Regions from separate parts of the Homo sapiens genome. Here region 1 is linked to region 2. Evidence: read pairs that join two places in POLR2A ChIA-PET (ENCODE). Cell type or tissue: A673. All regions are shown on one strand. Each heading gives the region's core, and the rest is flanking DNA. Links, peaks and the distances in the headings are about the cores only.

The links. ChIA-PET counts read pairs that join two places held together with the same protein. Peaks named below come from ENCODE experiments on the same cell type or tissue, not always from the same donor. Only the 100,000 strongest peaks of a DNase experiment are listed, where the experiment ranks them.
Region 1: POLR2A ChIA-PET joins it to region 2 with 5 read pairs; 1 of 35 experiments calls an interaction of 5 or more read pairs at or near these places.

Annotation. Positions count from the first base shown.
Region 1 is chr17:11,250,488-11,255,861 of GRCh38, reverse strand. The region is part of intron 1 of SHISA6 (shisa family member 6); the gene reads right to left. Among named protein-coding and RNA genes, the nearest start is that of SHISA6, 12 kb to the right of the region's middle. In A673, for the core only: no CTCF peak of the experiment used is centred there; no DNase peak of the experiment used is centred there; H3K27ac peaks cover 1,748 bases.
Region 2 is chr17:11,492,784-11,498,157 of GRCh38, reverse strand. The region is part of intron 3 of SHISA6 (shisa family member 6); the gene reads right to left. Among named protein-coding and RNA genes, the nearest start is that of DNAH9, 100 kb to the left of the region's middle. RefSeq lists an enhancer at 3,795-4,332. In A673, for the core only: no CTCF peak of the experiment used is centred there; DNase peaks (open chromatin) are centred at 2,357 and 4,037; H3K27ac peaks cover 3,127 bases.

The sequences.
Region 1 (5,374 bases), core at 144-5,143, 240 kb after region 2:
CAACCTCCTAATATCTACATCGGCTCAGCCTATAGGACCACAACAAAAGCATAGGCAGAAGAGGAGAGTCTTAGAGGACTGGTGCAGTTATGCCAAACTGGCAACACTCTTGGTGTGGTGGGGGAGCCACACAGCACAGCTGTGGCCGTGGGTCATCCTGGAAGGGACCATCCACGCCCCATATTTCCCACTCCGGCTTAAGGATGGAAATCCATATGACCACACACCCGTTTCTGCTGAACCCTGAACTTGGACTTTGACAGCCAAAGGCAAAGAGAGCCTGTTCCTTCCCGTCAGGTCACCATGGATTTGCTTCCACTAGCCTGCAAAGAAGTATCCAGATGAAGCCCCGCTGCAAATGAAGGTATTCACAGCTTGAGCAAAAGAAATCAGGAGTCAAATGGGGCACAGAAGGGCAAACAGATCAAACTGGCCAGGGCAACACGTTCTGTAAAAGATTCAGTTATTTATTCTTTCTCCCTCCCTCTCTTTTTCTTTCTTCCTTTTCTTTCCTTCTTTCCTCCCTCCTCCCTTCATTTTTCTCTTCCTTCTTTAAAACAATTAGAAACATTATTGTCATTTCCCTACTCAAGGATCTTCACACTAATGCAAATATCAGAAGGGCAGGGTACACAAAAAAGACCACTTTAATTTCTACTGACTTTAACTCATGTATTCAGCCTGTCATTCAGTTATATTTCTTAAGCACCTACTCTGTGCCAGGCACTACTCTGGGCACTAGAATACAGGTGTAAACAAAACAGGCAAACACTCCTGTCCTGTTGACATAGTGGTATGGGAGATGGATCCCTGCCACAAAGCAAAGCTGCTGTGTAGGGCTGCAGACCAAAGAACTTCCCAGAAGAAACCAGATCTTTAAGTTGCATCTGAATTACTGAGATCCACATGTTGCTCTTAGAAATCTCCTTTGGGGTTTTACCATAGAATTATAACCCCATTTCTGGGTGGACAGCCTCTGCCCCAGTGTGAAGTTGAACCCACGTCCCATGAGGACAGACTCTTAACTAGGAGTGCCTATTTATTAGGGAGAAGGGAAGACTGAATGTGGGCCTTGAATGCCATCTTCAAACAGATGTTTTGCCATCCTGCAAAAGAAAGGATACACTCCTTCTGAGTTACTCCAGGAAGTGGATCTCAGGCCAAAGAAGTAATTTTGGCTCCCCATGAGAATCAACTAGAATTGCATCCTAACAATAGACCAACTGCCTCCAGAGGTAGGGGCAGCCCTGCCCTAGACGCATGGATGGCCACTTGCTGTGCATGAGAGGAGGGGCAGGTGGTGCCAAAAGAGAGAGTCACTAAAATGCCTCATAAGTCCTCTTCTACCAAGAGATCCTATGAGTCGAAGATGCTAAAAGCAGCATCCTCACAAGGCCACTTGCAGACAACATTCTTATCTGAGTGGCGTATGCAAGGAAAATACATCTCCTCCCACATCCCAGAGCTGTTGAACCTGTAAGTATAGATGTGGACTGTGTCAGCATGTATCTTTCAGGTGTGCTGAGGGCAGAATGGGCCAAAGAAGAACACACTTCCACAACACTACAGCTCACATCCCACAGCAGAGGGGCCAAGGGACTCACCCAAGGTCATCAAGACAGAAAGTGACAGAGTTGGGATTACTCTGTCTTGTAGCTCAGCTCCCAGGAAATGCTCTAAGGCAGGGAAAGATGGATGACAACCTCCAAAGGTGAAAGAAGGCTTTGCTAGATGTCCCTTGAGAGCCACATAAGCAGACTAAGAGAAGCAAGTCAAAGTTCTTTTCTATAAGGAGCAGGGCTGCTGGCTAAGGGCCTCCTACCACTTCCTACAGTAGGTGTGATGCTGTCTCCTCAATCCAAACAGTGGTGTTGGGAATGGTGATTCACAAGCAAGAGTCCTTAGGCCACTGAGAGAGAACCACAGAGAGAGCCAAGGCAGGGCTCGAAGTCCGGACAAGTTTTCCAAAGTCTGCCTCCAGATCCATAACCTCTCAGGCCCAGCTGGTTATGACTGTGGCAAGAAGCAGAAAAGCGAGCACAAGGATGTGGCGAAGTTTATAACATGAATTCTCAAAGCCGAAAGAGAGAGAGTTGGATTCTAAAAACTCAAGGAAATAGAAAAAGAAAAGAAACAAGAAGAGGGAAAATTAGCAGGAACCCCCAGAGGGAATTGCAAAGGAGATTTGAAGCAGCTTCCAGTCAAGCATCACCAATTCAGTAGAAATAAGGGCAGGCTAATCCCTATCAACGAAACAGACATAAAAATTCCAAAACACTTTAAAGGAAATGCATTTTTACTGCTTCCCGGGCCAATGCAGGATTTCAAACTCAACTAAAAAAATAAAATAAAATTGATCTTCGAAGAGCTACTTCAATGAATAGATAAGAATGATTTGGAATTAACATGCCAACTGTCTACTAAGAGCCCGCCTGTAAACAATCTAACCTTCTCCATGGTGTATGTCCCCTGTGAAATCTCTGCAGTCTTGTTTGAGCTATTAATCTGTTCATCACAGATTTTTATCAGACAAAGAAAAAAAAAAAAAAACTTTGCCCAGGTCCAATTTGGATAAATTTTGAATTAGTGGCATCTAAATCGATGCGGCTTAATGAAGTTGTGGCAGGACAAGTTCAGGAAGGCAAGTCGGACAGAGAGGGGAGAAGGAACACAGCTCGACAGAACTGAACAGGAATCAAAACAAGGACAGATGGAGAAGACACAGCAGTGGACAGAACACCGAAAGTGACACGAAGAAACATTTTAATGATGTGACTTAAAAGCAAGGGAGAGGTGTAAGAGATCCTCGGCTCAAAAGCCCGATATATTCTTCTTCGCGAATGCTTGAGGCTGGGTAAGAAGCTGGCTGTTGATTATCTGAGCACTGAAACGCATTGATATTTCCCATTGCATAAATAGTCTCCCAAGACTATGGGACACCATTCCTGGGAAACTTCAGGCAAGTTTCTCAAGATGCAGCAAAAAGTCAGAAACAGCTAACTATGAGTCCAACAGGGAAGGTGGAATCCAGATTCTTCCCCAAGTTCTGGAGCAGCCTCAGCTTTTGAGCCAGCCACATGCCCTGTCGCTGCAGGGAGATGGATTAAGAGGAGTCTCACCTTCAGTCAAAGCCGTCCAACAGCAGTGACTAAGGTCAGAATTCCCTAGTGATTGTATCTGAGCCTGATCCTAGGACTGAGTGGGGAAAACTCCCCTGGCGACTCCCTTCTTTGCTCCTATGGTGTTTGGCCACCAACCTGCCTGACTCCTAGCAAAGATCCATATTCTCAGGACCTTAGAAAGGAGTGGATGGATGGGCTCTTGAAGGGACTCTCAGATGCCACTTCAAATTAACAGCCACCCCCTCCCTCCGCCAAGCCTTTCAGAATTCATATTCCTCCCACTGAAACAGCAAGGGCGAAGGAAGAGAGAAGTGGCTGTTTGGGTGGAAAACACGCTTCCCAGAAGAGGACATTTGGCTAAGGGAACAACGAATATGTCCAGAGGACAGATGTCCTGAGTAATGAGACTTTAATGCCGAAGCTAATGGGAACAGTACACGAGACCAAATGCCAAAAAAGCAAGGAATAATGAGAGTGTTTGCGAAGACTGCAGAAAGCAGCGACTCTTCTCCCAAACACTGGGGAATGGGGCCAAGGTTCTAGCCGCCCAGAGGTCTCACTGGGGCTCCTGCGTCCGTGGGTCTGGAGAGAGGGACAGGGGCTTTCGGCAAGGAGGGGTCCAAGTGTTCTCTTGCTCTTCTAACAAGGAGTAGGCATGAGTCAAGCAGGGACAAGAAGGATGAAAACAGGGAGCGGGAACGCTGGGTTCCTGCGGAAGACTAGTGAGATACATTTTCACACACCCTCAGGCAGAGGTGAGTTTCCTGCTCAGGTGCCCCTGGCAAGAGCTGCACACCAGGGAATGTGAGTTCAGCTGCTGCTCACCGCCCTGTGACAACCGGACCTTGAGGCGTGTGGCAGGTTGGGAGCTGGAGAGTAAAACACAGGCTATTAAGAGTGTCCCAGGATTCCTTCCTTTCCACGTGCCCCTCAGGACAGGGGACTTGAGAGAACCGGAAACAGAGAATCACAGGGAAAGCGTGAGTCATTACGAAGCACAGCCACCAGGGTACAAACAGGGAAGGAATAAAACCAGAACAGGGAACAGCAGAAGCAAGCTGGCTAAAGTGCTGTGTCTTGCATGCACGATGCTAGATGTTAGACATGGGGCAGGGTGGGAGAGTTGTGATAAATGGAGCTGTTTGTGAGCTCTACATCTCAGTAATTAAAACTAGAAATATCCCTAGGTCCATACCGCCTCCCAAATCGCCTCTTTTCTCTCCTGTGCCCCTCACCCAAGCTCCCGTCACTGCTCTCCACTGACTCATGCAGAATTGCCCAGGGGTTCTTTCAATATTGTCAAGTTTTTTTTTTTTCTCAATTAAAATCAGGGTGTTTTGTTTTGTTTAATATTTTCTTTGCATTGCCTTTGCTATCCTCAGCCAATATCATATATTCCTGAAAGAGAGCTCTTTCACTGCCCTGAGGATCTTGCTGCCTGCATGCAATCTAAATGGGGGCCGCCGTTCTGGTTCCACAGAGCCCTCATAGGTAGGTCACTTATCTTCCCAGTCTTTCACTATGATAACCAGTCCCAGGGCATGGGAAGGTAGGTCTTTGCTTTCTTAAGTAATCTGAGTATCACTGACTCCATTACATTCAGGAAGGTGAGACCCAACTGTTCTACTGGACTTGAGAGAGAGAAGGGCACCAGCAATGTACTAGCTGTGTGACCTTGGGCAAGTTACTAAGCCTCTCTGAATCGGTTTCCTCATCTACAACATGGGCCCCTACACTCAGACGGGATGATGGGAGGATGCAGCGAGATAATGCAGGTTAGGTGCAAGCTGGATGCTGGTACAGAGTAAGCCCTCGAGACCCGGCACTCTTATGAGTATCTCTCTACCATCCTCTCCACTTCCTTGAGTCTTCATCTCACCGAGATCTCCAGTTCTCTCCAACTCTGGCTTGTGGGCTTGCATGAGTGATGGGGTTGTGTAAGCTCCTGGGACACAGAGCTCCCACTGTCCTGACACGTGAGCAGAGTTAAGAGGGACTCCCCAGGCTCACAGCAAGACTGACTCCTCCAGAATGCCCAACAATGGCCTTTAGAGGGTCATCAGGACCAGAGGCTCTGCCCCGGCCTATGCATGGGGGCAGTACAAATGCCCAGCCCTTTACCAACCCCTAAATCCTGACTGAGATGAAGGAATGCCATTCTACCCAGGTAGCACAGCCATGGCTTCCCTGCCTGCAGACACTGAGTCTGGTAACCCTTGTCACCTGCCTTTACACTCAGCCTGCCCCACCCT
Region 2 (5,374 bases), core at 99-5,098:
TCTGCTTCCCCAGTATCTCCCACCTGTGGATTCTATTGAGGTAGGAAGAAAACAGGAAGAGGAAGAGCAATGAGCTTCTAAGCTAGAACTAATTAACATTCCCCCAGTTCCCACTCCTTTCTTCTCTTTCTTCCAAAAACACTGTATTTATTAAGCACTTACTGGGAGCTGGGGGATGAATATATAAAGAAAGAGAACCCAATACCTGCTCTCAAGGTCTCACCTCCAAGCCAGGAGTAGGTATAGCCATGACTTGTACTGTCAATCAGCAAGAGAGGAATGGGCTTTAACAACTCAAATGGAGTGCTCTGCAAGCCTGGGGGGTGAGGAGGTGTCTGAGCCAGTATTGAGGAATGGATGTCGTAGGATGCGAGAGACAGAGAAGGCCAGGAGGAAGCCCTTAGAGGCAGAAGGAATGGAAATAAAGGTGGCTGCTGGAAAGATCTTATGAGGAGTGAGAAGCTTAACCCATGTATGGAGAGCCCAAGGTTGTGGGAAACAAGACTGGTGACAATTTATGGCCAGCTTTGGGGTCAAGGAAAAGATTTTGAACAAATGTTTGCTAGGGTATGATTGATCCCTGAAGTGGCATTTCTCATTGCTGTGTTCAAGAACATTCGTCTAAAGTGTCGAGGAGGGAGGCCTTTCTCATTCTCAACACGGTCTCAGACCCCATGACTGATGCCCTTTAACCACAGCCAGTGTCTTGTGCTTGGATGGTTGTAGTAGTCTATTCAGTGGTCCTCCCGTTTTCAACTGGATCCTGCCACAGCCCCTCTTTCTCCTCACAGCAGTCAGAGTGATTATTTTAACCCATAAATCAGATCACTTCCCTTCCCTCCCCCAGGTTTGATGAAAATCACGGCACTTGAAAATGATAGCGGAGACACCAGAATTTCTAGAAGCAATCTCAGAACACAAGCCAGGCTGGTCCCCCATGATTGCAGGTTCCTCATTCCTCATCCATTTATTTGGCCCATGACACTGTCTTGTCTTCTCCTTTCCCCAGGTCAAGGCTTCAGGGTGTCTCCTAGCAGAGCTGGTCCTCAGGAGAGAATCTACAGGGGCCCAGGACATGGTTCTGGGGGTCCCCCCACTACAGTGTGTAGCTCAGTGTCCAAACTTATGGGAGGCAGCATGCAAACTGAATCTGGTCTGCAAAGGGATTTCTTTGGCTGCCATTGTTTTAAAACTTGGGAAAATCTGTGTGAAATCTGGATTCCTATCTTCTCTTGAAAAATGAAAAAATGTAGTCACATAGGATCTGCATTCCCACATGGAAATGTTTGCAGGAATCTCAATAATTGGCTCCTTTAGCTGGGGCCGTGCTTTCCAGTTTGCCACAGTGCCCACCACTTCTCATTGTTTCCTACCTATCCCACTTCTATCCCATTCTTTTTTTTTTTTTTCTTTTTTTTTGAGATGGAGTCTCGCACTGTCACCTGGGCTAGATTGCAGTGGCGCGATCTTGGCTCACTGCAACCTCCGCCTCCCAGGTTCAAGTGATTCTCCTGCCTCAGCCTCCCGAGTAGCTGGGATTACAGGCGCCTGCCACCAGGCCCAGCTAATTTTTTGTATTTTTAGTAGAGATGGGGTTTCACCATGTTGGCCAGGCTGGTCTCGAACTCCTGACCTCGTGATTCACCCGCCTCAGCCTCCCAAAGTGTTGGGATTACAGGCGTGAGCCACCGTACCCGGCCCCCACTTCTATCCCGTTCTATGCCTAGCCCTTGTAGGCACTGTAAACCCTAAGCTTCACAGTTTCTAACATCTCTTTCAGCCCACCGTGTTATTTTTAGCCTACAGTAAATTTTAATCAAGATGGCAGCACTTGGAGAGTTTGCTTTGAAGTCTCACCTGTGGTGGATGGAAGGGTGTTAAAGAAGTTTTGGGAGGCAGAAAATTGGTTGGAGGAAAACCATGTGAGAGAATGAACACTCTCCTGTGGACCTGGAAATCTCACCAGGTTGGACACCCTTGTTTGACTAATGGGGAGGCCCCACTGGTTCCTAGGAGATTACACCTGGCAAATCTCAAGTGTAGTTGCAAGTAGACTCTGGGTACTAAGACAGCAGGCACCGTATTGTGTCTGGTACAGAGTAGGCCATCATTAATCTGTTGTGTGATGGATGGATGGATGGATGGATGGATGGATGGATGGATGAATGGATAAATAGAAGGATGGGCCAGACAAGAAAGAACTGCTCTGGGAGAGGTCATTTTGGGACTTCTCCAGATGCAGACAGCCTGGATAATTGACGCTTCTTTCCCTCAGCTTCTAACTGTGTGATTTAGAAGTCTGGCCTGCAGCCAAAACAGCACAACTGTTACACATTCCATAGATAAATCAACTCCCTGATGGTTTGAAACTAAGGGGACCTACAGAATGTTAGCCCATAATATATGAGCTAGCACGCCCACTTAGTTCTCAGAGGGATGGCAGGGTGGCCGGCCTGTTTCAGGAACAGCAGGAAGATGCCTTGCATCCTTGCAGTCTGACTGTTTTCATGTCACTGCCAGGCTGGGACATATCTAGGGGATGGACTGGTAGGCAGCCACCCTAAGAGGAACCTTGAAAGAAACCCTGGACACAGGGCTTGTCTTTGCAAAATTCTGCCAGCCAGCATTGCAACAAACAGAAGGAGCACATGTGTGCTCAGAGCACACCTGGGCCAGCCATGCCCCTCTGCATGGGCTGGCCTCCTCTTCCCTCCCTCTCCCCTGGTCACCTGTCCAGTGTCCCCAGTTCTTTTGGCTTCTGTGGACTTGTTTTCATCTGGCCCCCATGCTAGAGAACACAGCCCACAAATGCAGCTTAGTCTATGAACCCCAGGAAAGGTGAGAAGGAAGGAGAGAGGAAAAAACAGAGCAGTGCTAGGTGGAGCAGTCAGCTTGCCCAAAGTCACACAGCAGCTACGTAGTGGAGCCTGGGTCTCTCCAACTCTAGGGCTCAGGCTGTTTGATGAATAGACACCAAAGAGTTGGCAGTGGGCAAGATGCTTTCACCCCGAGGTTTGGGTCTATCCCAGATAGAGCTCTGAGAAATCTACTGGGGCAGGATGATCAGCTTATTCCACCTTGCTCAGGCCTTTCCTGGTTTTTGCCCTGGAAGTCCCATGTCTCAGGAAACCCCACATGACTGGGCGGATGTAGCCTGGTCGGCCATTGTCATCAGGAGGTAGGTCATCCTCAGGCTCGTGGTCCTGTTTGGCTGTACTGTGATGGGCAGTTTGAACAATATTAATGGCTGGCTCCCGACTCCAGACATTTTGATGTAATTGGTCCAGGATTCAACCTGGGAACTGAATTTTAAAAGCTTCCCAGGCGATTCTAATGCACAGCCAACATTGAGAACTGCTCCACCTGAGGAATCGAGCCTGGCACTGTCACCGGGTTAACCCATCACCTGGGTAGCTTTGTCCATGTCCCTCCAACAATTTCCTTCCAAAATAAGCAGAAACTCCTCAGCCTGGCAGCCAAGAGCTTTCCCCTGATGGCTCCAGCCTAATTTTAAAGCCCTATCTTTCCTCAGTTCTGTTATGTTTTCACTCTATTCCAGATAAACTCCCTGTTATTTTGGGGAATTAACCCTAGGAGTTCTAATGCAAGAGGTCCCTAGACTTGGTGCAACTGTTTTCACAATCCCTTTCTGAGGCTCCCTGTTCACTGGAAGTTCTGTGGGTGTGCAGAGGTGCACTGCGGAGGACATTCACTTTTAGCTAATATAATAGCACATTACACCTCTGAGCACCCTAGGTGATAAGTAACAAACAATTCAGAAAACAGAGACCAGGGAATGGAGGGCTAGGTTCGGGCAGCAAGCCACATGTGGGAAGAGGTCTGGGCCAAGGACATTAACAGCAGAGGAGAGCTGGGGCAGATGAGAGTCTTTAAGGCAGGGGATGCTAATGAAATAGGAAGAGAGTGGCAGGGATGAGGGGGCTATCAGGGAAGCTGGGGTGGGGAGGAAAACCCTCTGCTCCTATCCCTGTTTGGCTCTGCCTGAGATAAGTCCCTGAGTCCTGCTGAGCATATGGACTGGGAGCCTGCTGGGAAGACACAGAAGCCCCCTGCTAAGCCACAGTCTCAAATAACAATGTGAATGAGGACTGCCTTATGCTTGCAGAGCCTGACTTAATTGGTATTTCTCCTAATTATCAGATTTAATCACCACCTCTCCAGTGAAATAATTTTTGACTCAAATGAGAGATTAGTATAAAGAAAGAACAAGTCAAAAAAAAAATAGAAGGGAGAACAGAATTTAGTTAGAGTTTTCATTTTAAAATGACTTTGTGCGTGTACAAATTGTACACAAAACATTTCCTTTTCCATTCTATCCATCCGACAGGAGTCAAAATGCCAGGGTTTCCAAGGAGACCCCTACCCTTGTCAGCTCTGTAGAGTTGGAAGAGAAGCCCAGGGGCTCTGAGGTTGCTGAGGCTGGGAATCCCCAAATGGCTCTCGTTCTTTGATGCCTTGTATACGGTACCCCTTGGGCCTGGCAACTCTGCTGAAGGGTCCAGAGGAGACTCACAAAGGTTTTGGTAGATGGTGTGTGTATGTGTGTGTGTGTGTGCGCGCGCACGCGTGTATCCACATGGTACCAAAAAACAAGTAGGAGTTGCATTATTGGCCTGGCACAGTGGCTCATGCCTGTAATCCCAGAGCTTTGGGAGGTCGAGGTGGGCGGATTACTTGACATCAGGAGTTCGAGACCAGCCTGACCAACATAATGAAACCCTGTCTCTACTAAAAATACAAAAATTAGCTGAGCGTGGTGGCATGCACCTGTAATCCCAGCTACTCCAGAGACTGAGGCAGGAGAATTGCTTGAACTCCGTGGTGGATACTGCAGTGAGCTGAGATGGCACCACTGCACTCCAGCCTGGGTGACAGAGCGAGACTCTGTCTCAAACAGAAAAAAAGAAAAGAAAAAAAAAGGAGTTGCATTATTTCCTTTTAGGAGTCCTATTTGGCTAAGTGGTCACAGTTGTCAGGAGGTGGTCCTGCTATATAAATGAGGGAGGTCCTCTGGACTCACAGCAATCATTAGCCAAAACATTAGCCAGAACATTCCTTATCTCCATGGAAAAGTTGGATAAATGTTAGTGTTGAGGCGATCAGGGAATGGTTCCCCACCTGCAAGAAGACACCTAGTGACAAATGGCCAATCTCCAAGTTCCCTTGCTACTGACGCTGAGATTCTGTGATCCAGGCTGGCAGGACAGACAGACTGTGGGACAGGGGAGGGGAAGAGAGGAGCAGAAGCCTGTGAAGAAAGTGTACTGTGTGGGACAGTAAACAAGCAACATGATGAGAGGGAGGAGAAGTGGGGATTGGGGCTTGGGAACCCTAAGACTTCTTGAGCATGAAG